2 separate regions of the Homo sapiens genome follow, and region 2 is linked to region 1. The links are chromatin contacts, found by Hi-C in ENCODE. All regions are on one chromosome and are shown on one strand. Each heading gives the region's core, a stretch centred on a gene start or an enhancer-like site at or near the end of the contact. The rest is flanking DNA. Distances are from core to core; before and after follow the strand shown. Region 1 holds the start of LINC01278 (long intergenic non-protein coding RNA 1278). Region 2 holds the start of ZC4H2 (zinc finger C4H2-type containing).

Region 1 (5,980 bases), core at 2,344-4,843:
ACACCCACTAAAAGATTGTACACAACAGGTCCTTCATTATCTTAGTTCCGTAGTATCTTGTCATTTTGGAAATATATCTTCTCTGATGCTAACATGGAAGGTAAAATAAGGGGTCAGAAAACTAAACAAGATAGGTAGTAAACCAGATAAGCTTCTTCTAATACCACAACTCACTGCACAAAACAATAAAGCCCATAAATAACATCATTGGGTACAGGCTATTTCTGGCCCTTACTTTTCTAAAAGATCTCTATGCTAGTTATTGAACAGATAGTTGCACTCCCAGGTTTATTGCAGCACTATTTATGATACCAAAGATATGCAATCAACCTAGGTGTTCATCAGTGGATGAATGGATATAGAAAATATGGCATATATACACACACAATGAATTATTGAGCCACAAAAAATAATAGAATCTTGTCATTTACCATAGCATAGCTGGAACTGGAGGACATTATGCTAAGTGAAATAAGCCAGGCAAACAGAGATAAATGTCACATGTTCTCATATATGGAAACTAAAAAATTCACCTTATGGAGGTAATGAATAGAATGGTGGTTACCAGAGGCTAGGAATTGCAGTTGGGTAGGGGGAGATAAAGACAGGTGGTTAATGGGAACAAAAATACAGTTAGATAGAAGGAAGATCTAGTCTAGCGTTCAGTAGTACAATAGGGCCACTAATAGTTAACAACTATTTATTGTACATTTCAAAAAAAGCAGAAGAATAGATTGGAATGCTCCCAACACAAAGAAATAATAGTTGATTGAGGTGATGGGTATCCCAGTTACCCAGATTTGATCATTATTCATTGCATGCTTGTATCAAAATATCACATTTACCTCATAAACACATACAACTATTATGTATATATAAAATTAAAAAATTAAAAATAATGTATGCTAGTTATGCTTTTCTGTTTAGGCCGAAGTCATCTCTTTTATGACAGGAAGATGGGAAAGGAGTGCAATCGTTGAAAGTTAATTTATTTCAAACCCTTTACACAGCTTCTTCATTCATGCCTCACAATATCTTGAGAATTAGGTAGCCATTATTCCCATTTTACAACTGATAAAATAGAAGTATTGCTAGGCCTGGCATGGTGGCTCACACCTGTAATCACAGCACTTTGGGAGGCCCAGGCAGGTGGATCACTTGAGCTCAGAATTTTGAGACCAGCCTTGGCAACATGGTGAAACCCCGTCTCTACAAAAACAAACAAAAATTAGTTGGGCATGGTGGTGGGTGCCTGTAGTCCCAGCTACTCAGGAGGCTGAGGTGGGAGGACTGCTTGAGCCCGGGAGGCAGAGGTTGAAGTGAGCAGAGATTGTGCCACTGCACTTCAGCCTGGGCGACAGAGTGAGACTTTGTCTCAAAAAAAAAAGTGAAATAATTTTTCCAAAGTAATCCATCAAATAATTCATAGAGCAAGGAAATGCATTACAATGTCCATTAACATAAATACATGTACTGAAAACTGAAACAATCAAAGTGGTCATTCATAAAATGGAAAAATAAATTGTGGTAGAGTTACACATTAGAAACAGTACAGTAGGGAAAATAAATTAACTGTTAATAAAAGTTATCAACATAAAGCTCCCAACCATATTTTGACTAAAAACAAGTTGAGAAGAATATATACAGTATACCATTTATATTAGATTTTAAAGGAAGTAAAATATATATTTCTGAGATATAAATGTACATGTGGTAAAAAATTTAAAAAATTATTCATAGAAAAAATAAACCCCAAACTCATGATTGGAGTAATGGAATTAAGGAAGGTTACACAGAAGATCTCAGCTGTATTGATCAAATTTTTACTTGTTAAACTGAGCTAAGGCTACAATGGTATCGGTTGAATTTTTCTTTACAACCTTGTGTATTGCTTAATATGTAATACTTTAAAAAAGAAAGTAAATGGTATCTGGAGTATAAAAATTAATGTTGAAATAAATGTACATGGATCTTTAAGAAAAAAAAGAAAGAAAGAAAGTTGGGGAAGGACGTTGAGAAGGAAAGCAGAAGTGGGGAGGAAAAACAAATGCTACAATTCCACTACCCAGAGATTTTCATTGCTAGTTGTTTTGTTCATAATTTCCTATAGCATTTTTTCTGTTCATATAGAAGTATGTATTCACATATATTGTAAAGAAATATTTGATAATATTATGACTACTACTAGAAAACCTATTTTGTAACTTATTTCACAGGCACCAAATCAGTGCCATTTAAAAGGGCTGTATTCTATCCAATCATATTGTTATACCACAATTTATTTTACCAATTCACTATTGATGGGCATTTAGATTATTTCCAAAGTGTGCTATTACAAATAATGCTGCAATTAACACATTATATGTGTATGTGCATACCTGTGTGTATTTTCAGTAGTAACTGTGTTGAAAAAAAATTCCTAAGGGTAGAATTTCTAGGTCAAAGACTAAGAGGTTTTCAAGTTTGTTACATATGCCAAATAGCCCAACAATAAATGATTATACTAATTTACACACTTAATACTGTAATTGAGTGCCAGTGTCCCCAAACTCTGCACAACACTGGGCATAAACAATCTTTTTATCCCCTTGTCAATCATAATCTGCTATTCCGTTTTTTCATGTGCATTTATTAGTGAAGCTGAGTCACTTTTTAAACGTTTACTCACCATACTTGAATAACTTCTTCTGATTTTTTTGCCATTTTGTTAACATTTTTGAAGTTTTAATTATTATGGATATATAATAGTTGTACATATTTATGGGGTACATGTGATATTTTGATTAGAACATACAATGTGTAATAATCAAATCAGAGTAGATGGTATAACCATCACCTCAAGCATTTATCATTTCTTTATGTTAGAATCATCTCAATTCCGCTTTTTAGTTATTTTGAAATACATAATAAATTATTGTTAACTATAGTCGTCCTATTACGCTACCAAACACGAAATCACAAATACCAGGAAAGTTAACGGAGAACTGGATCAGGAGCCAAAATGTTTACATTCGAATTAAGGCTCTGGATTAATGAAAATGCGTAACCAGGAAAAGAAAGAACAAGAATAATGGGGACATAGAGGGTGAGAGAGGAGAAAAACGAGAAGAAAAAGCCATGTAAGGAAAAAGAATTTGCGCCTCAGGGTCCCCCTCCCCCTCTGCCCTGTTCCAGACACCTATTCTCATTCCCGCACTCCTACCCCTGGCGTCCTGCTAGCTGGTCTGGCTTCCTTCCCTCTGGAAAAAGGCAAATTATTCAATAAAGGGAGGATGAGTCCTAGCTCATCCCCACTTCTTGTCTCCTGCCGGGTGTTCAAATACAACTTACCACGCAGTCACCGCCATCCAACTGCATGTCACTCTCCACTTCGCCACGGTCTGAACTCTTGGCCACAAGATCTAAGCCTTCCGGATGCCCCAGCCAGTTCAGGCTGCTGGTCTCTTGTCCCTAAGCCTTTGCCGAGGTAGTCGGCTTACTTGATGCCAGCACACCAGGCCCCCCACCACCCGCTGGAAGCACAGGCCCCAGCTCAGGTCAGGTTCCGGAACCTAGCGTCCCCAGGTTCTCACGTGACTTAGTTTCCCAGGCAATAGCGCTTTTCTCCCGGATGTAGCAGTCAGCTGAAATGGAGAGAGTGCTTCTTAAAGTTAACCCTCAAACCACCATGGCCAGTGAATGCAGAATAAGCCCGCTGAGAGTTTCGTCTATTTCTATGGCATTATGCTGGAAATTATAAAGAAAAGGGATGAAAAAAACTGGAGACTTTTCACCAACAACAACATACAGATCTGTATTATTAGGATTCTTAAAATGAGTATGTGTTGTTTTTATAATTAAACTAACAAAAGGAAAATAAATAATGATGAATAATTAAAGCGGGATTATGTATACAACAAAACCGTATGATTACAACAGCACCTTATGTAGCTTTGAAAATAGGTAATGCTTCATGAGAGAAGTTATAGCAGTGTGCAAATATCAATTCAGACCTTAAACAAGAAGAATATACACACCAAAAGAGATTTCTTTAAACAAAATCTATGCTGTATGTGCCCTATGATTGTCACAGGGCTTAGAACCTGATATTCGGCTATGCATTCCTGTCAGAAAGAGCATGTTGCAGCCATGTCAGAACCAACCAAGGTCAAGAATTTCTTGTGACCAGTCGTGAAGTCCCTGAAGCAAGAAACAGAGAAACCCATGCTGGTAAGAAATGAAGAGACTCAGACCCTGCAGAAAGATTAAGAATAGCGATCGAAGACGTTAACTTGGTTGCAATCTGGCTCTGCCCTTTACAAAGTTATGCGACCTTTTTCATCTGTTAATTGCTTGTTGTAAATATTAAATTAAACAAGTCAATGTGTATAAGGCATTTAAAACAATGTCTGGCAGTGAGAAGACCTATTTGATAAATAAATAAAATATGGACACAGACATTGCAGCATAGGAATCCCTCAATCAGGAATCCTAGGTCTCCAAGAACACTGGTGATACTAATTTAGCTGTACAAGAAGGAGGTGTCCTGTGTGGGTGACATAAATATTTCAGGGTTTGGAGAGAAACATTCCTACATTTTTTATTTAAGAAAACAACACACCAAGGTTGTTTAGAAAGGCAGAGTGGACTCTGAATCCATGCAGCCTAGATTTGGATCCTAGCTCTGCTATTATCTGCGTTATTAGCTCAAGTTATTTAAGCCTTCTGTGCCTCAGTTTCCCCATAGGTAAAATAAGGATAACAGTACTAATTTCATAGGTTTGTTGTGAGACAGTAACATATTAAATAAACTTACAACGACTGCCACATAAGTACTATATAAATATTGATTAAAAGTAGTAATAAGAGACAAAAAATATTGGAAAATTAAGAAGTAAACCCACAAGGAACTACTGTCTCAGCCTAAAGTAAATCAAATACATGACCACTGCCAGAGACCTTGTCAAGGTATTTCAGATAAGAAAATCTTGTCCAATGATGTTATCGTGAAGCTGATAAGATTGTAATGTCCTTGGAAAACAAAGGTAAGCCCCTCAGAAATCTAGAACAAGTATGCTTACAACATAAAGTGTAATCCAACCTGACTAAGATGGGGAAATGATAACCTGAGCTACTAGAGTTGGAGCTGGGGCCAGTGAACTACAGCTCAAGGGCCAAAGCTTGTCTACTATCTGTTTTTGTTTGATCAGAGGACAAATAATTATTTTTACATATATAAGTGGTTAAAAAATTAAGAAACAAATATTTCATGACATGTACAAATTATATAAAATTTAAATTTAAATGTTCAAAAATAAAGTTTTATTGGAACACAAACACATTCATTTATATATTGTCTATGTCTACATTTACACTATAATGACAGTGTTCAGTACTTAAATTAGACATTAGAGCAACAACATAAAAGGATTTTAGGTCTCTGTTACCGTGGAGTCATCACACCGACCATGGATAAATTATCCTCAGACTGTCACATATTATTTTGAGTATTTTTATAGCAGTTGAATTAATCTGTATTCTGACCTGTACAGAGTACAGGCAAGTTTATACAATTGATTTGGCTTTCTAGATGAATGGGTTTAGATGATATTTATTTAAAGCTTTGCAAGATTCTGCTCAAAGCAATTCAGCCCAAATTCATCAACTACAAATTAGTCATTTTAAAAATCATTTTCGTGAGTTTTGTTCCAAAAGCGATAAAAATGACTAATCACCTAAAATACCCTAGTATTACTAAATTATTCTCTACCTCATGTTGTTTTATATACAAGATTAATTGCAAAACCTTAGCCATCAAAATTTTCAGTGAGAAACACATGTAATATTAACATAATGAAATAATTACCATTGTTATATTTAACAATTTGTAAAACAATCCCAAGTTTGTTTAAACCTATAATGGTTTCTGCAAAGAAAGGCCCCAAGACAGTCACTAAGGCATGCAGTAGGTGTTAACTAAAGACTTGACTGACCTGATTTC
Region 2 (5,980 bases), core at 1,118-3,617, 1.4 Mb after region 1:
AATTTGTTGGCATAAATGTTAAAGCTTTTGTTATAGTGCCACAGTGATTTCTATTGTTTTATATTTGTAAGCTATTTTTTCCCTCTCTCTTCTCCACCTTACTGTTGAACCTATCCATTGAGTTTTTTGGGGTTTTTATGTTACTGTATTTTTCAGTTCTAAAAATGTCACTTTGTTCTTCTTTATGTTTTATATTTCTTTGTTGAGACTTTCTATTCATTTTCTGAGATTTTCTACATTATCATTTGTTTCAAGTGTATTGTAACTGCTCACTGAAATGTTTTTAGGACAGGTGCTTTAAGATCCTTATCAGATAATTCTAACATGGGTGTTATCTCAGTATTGGCATCTGTTTATTTTCTCTTCTCATTCAAGTGGATATCTTAGTATGGAAAGTGATTTTTGATTAAAAGTTGGATACTCTGGATCTTATTTAAATCTTTTGTTTTAGCAGTCCTCTACCACTCTCTTGGATGGAAGAGGGACAGTAGAAGTCCAGTTTCTCCACTGTCTCTTGACATCCAGTTTGGAGAAGGGCTGTTTGTTACTGCTGTTTAGAGGTGAAAGTTTGGCCTTCTCTCTGGGCCTATGCTGATTCCATCCTAGCTGGTTGAGGTAGAAACTCCTAGTTACCACTGGTAAGGGTAGAAGTCATGGTTCTCCATATGGTCTTCACTGGGAGAGGTCTATTTTCACTGGGGATTAAAGTCCTTGCTCACAACTGGTCCTTCTCTGGGCATGGGGTGGTGGTTCCTTTGAAGCTTGGTGAGAGTGGAAGTCTAGGCTCTCCATTTGCAAGCCTAAGCTTCTGACTAGCTGCATCGTTATGACAGCTGGCATTCTACTGTACTAAGGTGTCTCACTTTCTAGCTAGCTTCTGATGCTTTTGCCAAAAAAAAAAAAAAAAAAAAAAAAAATTGCAACATATTCCCTTCTCCTTTCCAGACTTTACCTGGGACATAGTGGGAAAAGGAATACCTTTGCAGGCAGACCAACAAAATGTGGCAATTTCAAGCTGCGTGGCTGTGGGAAAATCACTCAAATTCTCTGGGCCTCTATTTCCCCAGCTGTAAAGGAGGAGTAGGAAGCTCACAGGACTCTTGCTGAATGAGCAAAAGTAGGTCAAAGGGCCTGGCACACAGGGGCGGGAAGGGACTCAATAAATGATAGTTCCCTTCCTTTACCTCTCCTGTAGAAAGAGAGATGCAACCCCTCAAGAAGAAGAAGAAACCAAGGTGCTTTACCTACCACCACTAATCACCATGTGTAGGTCTCATCCAGCACTCTAAGGGTTAAATCTCATGATCAAAGTCTTATTTCTTAAAGAAACACACTTGACATCTTCCACCTTGGGTTCTCAGAAAACACTCCAGGGAGAGAGCTTGACCCAGGCCACTCTCAGAGTGAGAGCAAAAGCCAAAGCAGGGGCTCACGCTGAGAAGGCGAGGTGAAGAAAGACCTTGTGCCAGCCCACACAGCCCGCCTGGCGCTATTGTGTTCTGAGCAAGGACAATATCATCGCTTTGCCAAAAGCTGCTCCAGGAGCAACCGTGTAGCGGACTCCACTTCGGCAACTCCCACTTTGCCAGCCCGCCTGTCACCTCCAGCTCCTCAGAGCAGCTGTCGCGATCCCACCATCAGCGCAGCGACCGCGTCCCCAGTCCCCATTGCTCCCATCCCCCTCCCAAGCGCGGGATAGGAAGGAAGAAAGTGGCGAGTGAGTGAAAGGAAAACGAGCGCGCGCCATTCTCCCAGCTCCGCCCGCTGAGATTCCTCTGCAACCCCCAGTTGGCAGCCCCTGGCAGCAGCCACCAGCCCCGATGCGCTAGACTTGGCTCTCAAAAGCCTTTCCCGAACTCCAGGTTCTGAAGTTGAACAAGAGACTGGAAAAAAATCCCGACTCCTAAAGAGCAAGGAGCCAAAGACACCTTGGGGCACACAAGTACTTTTAAAAAACGTGTCCATGAATGCAGAGCCCTGACCTCCACCTCGAGAAGAATAAAACTGTCTTGGTACCAAACCCGTGTTTCTTCATCTTTGCTTTCTCAGCCACATCTGGCAAGAGGTCTCTCTCTCTCTCAACTCTCCTCAGCGCCCCTCCCATCCTCACCTCTCCGGCAAGTCTGTGGTGAATGGGCCCCTTTCCAGCTCCTCTAGACAAACAGCCCAACAATAGATAATTAGCCCTCTCCCGCAACGAAGGGTTGGAGAGGGGCGGGGAGGGGGACAACGTGCCACTTACCTGATCTCTTTAATGCTTTCCAATTTGCACATGATTTCTTGCTCATCTGCCATACTTTTCACTGTCAATTTCACGTCCCGAGAGATGTACAAATACACCAGCCAAGGGATACAATAGACACAATGTAGCCACCTCCTCCGGGCTTGGGGCTATGAGCCTGTGCGGTAGGGGCTTGGAGAGGCCTGGGAGCTGTAGTCCGGAGCTTCAGGGCCAGCCAGGAAGCCCGGGGGCCTGTAGGACTACAACTCCCAGAAGGCCAAGCGAGACATGCCTGTTTCCCTTCCTGCAGCCGCACTTTAAATCAATTTGTTATAGATAATTATGTCAAAGGTTGTGAAGAGTGCAAAGGAATGGGGATATTCGTCTGGCCCGTGTGTGGGAAAATGGAGAAAAAAATATTCCTGAAGGCAATTGGAGAGATGAGAGACATACCCATTCGCTCCCTTCGGGGGCCCTCGCACCTACCCACCCGCAAAAGATTAGCGGTAGTCGCTAATTACGCCTTGGGGATGGAAAGAAACCCTGCAGGGAAAGTAGCTTTGGAGACGTTGAATGTGCTAGCTGCTGCCTGGGGACCAGTAACTTTGGCATTCAATTTAGGGTGGGGCGGGGGTGGGGAAGAGGAGGATGGGAGGAGGGAGATGCTGCAAAAGCTGGGGGAAAGGAGAGTGGGTAAGTACTTCCAGCTACTTACCCATTCAACAAACAATTACTTAAGCTCGGACTTTGCCAGTCAATGGAAGAAGTACTGTAGGAGTCACCGGGCAAGGCAGATAAATAAAAGCAAATCCTTGCCTTTGAGGAACAGAAGAGGCTGAAAATTTACCTATTAATTACAGTACAGTGTGGTGTCAAAATACAGGAATAGATAAGGTGTAACCTGTGCAGAGAAGATGTAAATAGGTCTCAAGAGTGACTAAGAATTTGTCAGACCATAGAGGAGAATGGGCTCTCCAGGTGAGGATACAATAGAGAGAGAAAGGAAAGGATGAGTGGTTCAGAGTGCCTGAAATATAGGTTTCTTATATGAGGTGTAGAGGTGGAAAAAAGAAATGGGAGATGTAGTATTTAGAAAAGGCAGGTAGGAACCAGACTATGAAATACGTTAAATGTCAGACTAAAGGGTTTGGACTTAATCCTGTAGGCAGACATTTATCTAATAAACTTTTAAATTAATTAATTTATTTATTTATGAGACAGTCTCACTCTGTCGCCCAAGCTGGCGTGTAATGGCACAGATCTCGGCCCACTGCAACCTCCTTCTCCTGGGTTCAAGCAATTCTACTGCCTCAGCCTCCCGAGTAACTGGGATTACAGGCGCCCACCCACCATGCCCGGCTAATTTTTGTATTTCTTAGTAGAGATGGAGTTTCATCATGTTGGCCAGACTGGTCTTGAACTCCTGAGCTCAAGCAATCCACCCGCCTCAGCCTCCCAAAAGTGCTGGGATTACAGGCATGAGCCACTGCGCCTGGCCCTAATAAACATTTTTTAAGTGCTTATTCTGCACCAAGTAATGTTTAATTATTTTATGTTTCAAAGCACGGTAGTGATAAGGATGGAGGAATATTTTAGAGAGGGACTCTGGAAGCAAAGTGGAGAATGATTAGAGGACATGAGACCAGGTAAGAGGCAGTTACTCAGCGTGCACAAACAGGCCTAGAGAGCTGGACGTTGGGCAAAAGGAAGATGGTGACTCACTCCCAACTAAAAGTGAGTCAGAACTCTCTCTGAGTTTGTGCTTTCTTTTATTGAGCTTCAGTTTCCTCATCTGAAAAATGTACCTAGTGAGCCCACCTCAGAGGCTTGTTGGGAGGCCTCTATGAGATCATTCCCATGATCATGCTGAATACAGGGCTTGGTATTTTGTAGGAGCTTGAGAAGTTTGTGGAACATGAATCTCATGTCATTCTGGATGTCCACAGTGATTTTAAGCATTCTCCAGGGAAGAAATTAAAGCCCTTCTCTTCTTTGGATCCAAGATGTAATAACTTTCTTAACCATAAAATTCTCCCTGGTGTCTACATTTTCCTATTGTCTTGAAGGTTGCTATCTTGTACAGCCACTAGTTGGTATTTAAAGAACATTGAGTTGGTTAGTCACAAAGCCTGTGGATCCAGAGCCAAGAACTGGCCCCAGCTCTGTCCCGTAAGGGGAGGAGGTAAGCAACAAGCCTGCGTTAAGTGCCTGACATGTACTGGCTACTGTGCTGAGTCTGATATGTACAATCTATCATTTCATCCTCACAACCACTATGAAGGGGGCAAGTAGATTCATCCCCTTTTAGAAGGAAGAAAACTGACTCAGATAGGGAAAGTTGTTTTGCCATGTCCACACAATAAGTTATAAAGCTAGAGCCTGTGCCCAGTTTGGACCAAGTTACTTGCAGATTAATGAAGAGAGTGTGTCTGGAAAAAAAAAATATATATATATAGCAACCAAAACTACAATGGGGTCCCGAGTGTATGTATCTATGTCAAACATAAAGTGGTTTATAATGCATTAATGCTGGCTTGGGGAGAAGCGGAGGGTTTGTATGGGATGTGTGGGAAGCAATTTATGAACAGCCTTTGAGATTTTAAATTTAATGTCTCTCTCTTTTTCCATTGTCCCCTTCACCTTAAGAATCCTTACCACTGACTATGTTCACACATCTGGTAAAAGTCTGGATGTGGGTATGTATCTGTTTCAATTAAATATGTTAATGGGTTTAGAGTCTGATTTGGTAATAATTTGGGAACTATCTTGTCTTTCAAGCCTCACCGAAATCCTAGTTTACAGATGAGGAAACTGAGACCAAGAGAGGCAAAGGACTTGTCTGACATCACCCTACTTGGCTGAAACAGAACCAAGACTCCTGACTCAAGGGCCTGTGCTCTTCCTATGGCCCCATGCGGCCTGTATCAAGCTGCTGCTGCTACCATGGGGCCTGAATGCCTCTGTTACTTTTCAGCCAGAAGGTGCACTCCAATATAGGGTGTCTGCAGAGGGCCAAGCATGTCCCATGCTTCCAACTATGGACATTTAAGGGAGATAGCAGTTAATCTAAGAGAAGAGGCCATGGGAAAACCTGGAGCTTGGAAGAAGGTTTGTGCTATTTGTAACAATTAAAATGTCCAAATACAGAAAGAGTAATGTGCCTCTTAGCTTCTGCTGGTTTGCTTTTGGCTCCTTGACCTCCTTGAGAACAGATGTCTCACCTGTTCCTTGCTGAATTTTAAGAATCCAGGCTAGCAGTGAGAGGAAGGAAAATGTTGTAGAGAAACAGTGGGGAAGAGAAGGAAACTATAGCCTTCTGCCCCTTCTTCTGAAGCAGCACTTAAAACAGTATCTGCAAGCCAAGGTGGTGGCTTTTCCATAGTAAGTGTTCAGTAGCTCTCAATTGATCAGAAGTTTGCAATGGCTGAAACAATATTTAAGATATGGGCTAGCAGTGAGTTCTAATGCATGATTTTATTAGAAGAACTGATTGATTTGAGGGGTTAGAAATAAAAAAAAATCTTAGTTTTATCAGGGCCAACATTATTCTTATTGCTAAGGCAATAAGGCAGGGTATGTTGGGGTTAATACCATTAAAATGCAAGAAATTAGCAAAAGGGAAGCCAGTCAGTCTCGATTATACTTTCAGGGAATAGATCAAGACTTTAAAAATGGAGGCCAGAATATTGAATTCACAGATATTTCTTTGTACTTCAACAGTGAACTAAACTAAAAGGAGGCAGAGATGCAACAACAGTC

The links. Hi-C counts contacts between places; a loop is a spot of excess contacts on that map. Pooled maps may share reads with other maps.
Region 2: a map of CD4-positive, alpha-beta T cell shows a loop between it and region 1 (14-fold over the local background). The contact joins the promoter of ZC4H2 here to the promoter of LINC01278 in region 1. A Hi-C loop is called at or near these places in 3 of 168 maps with a recorded cell type or tissue (CD4-positive, alpha-beta T cell, CD8-positive, alpha-beta T cell and naive thymus-derived CD4-positive, alpha-beta T cell) and 7 of 50 pooled maps.

The regions. Positions count from the first base shown.
Region 1 is chrX:63,557,502-63,563,481 of GRCh38, forward strand. LINC01278 (long intergenic non-protein coding RNA 1278) reads right to left here and starts at 3,594. Exons shown (of 4, transcript NR_152613.1): 1 at 3,331-3,594. RefSeq lists an enhancer at 2,774-3,315.
Region 2 is chrX:64,974,083-64,980,062 of GRCh38, forward strand. It overlaps ZC4H2 (zinc finger C4H2-type containing), which reads right to left and starts at 2,368. Exons shown (of 5, transcript NM_018684.4): 1 at 2,243-2,368. The coding sequence starts at 2,295. RefSeq lists an enhancer at 1,888-2,431.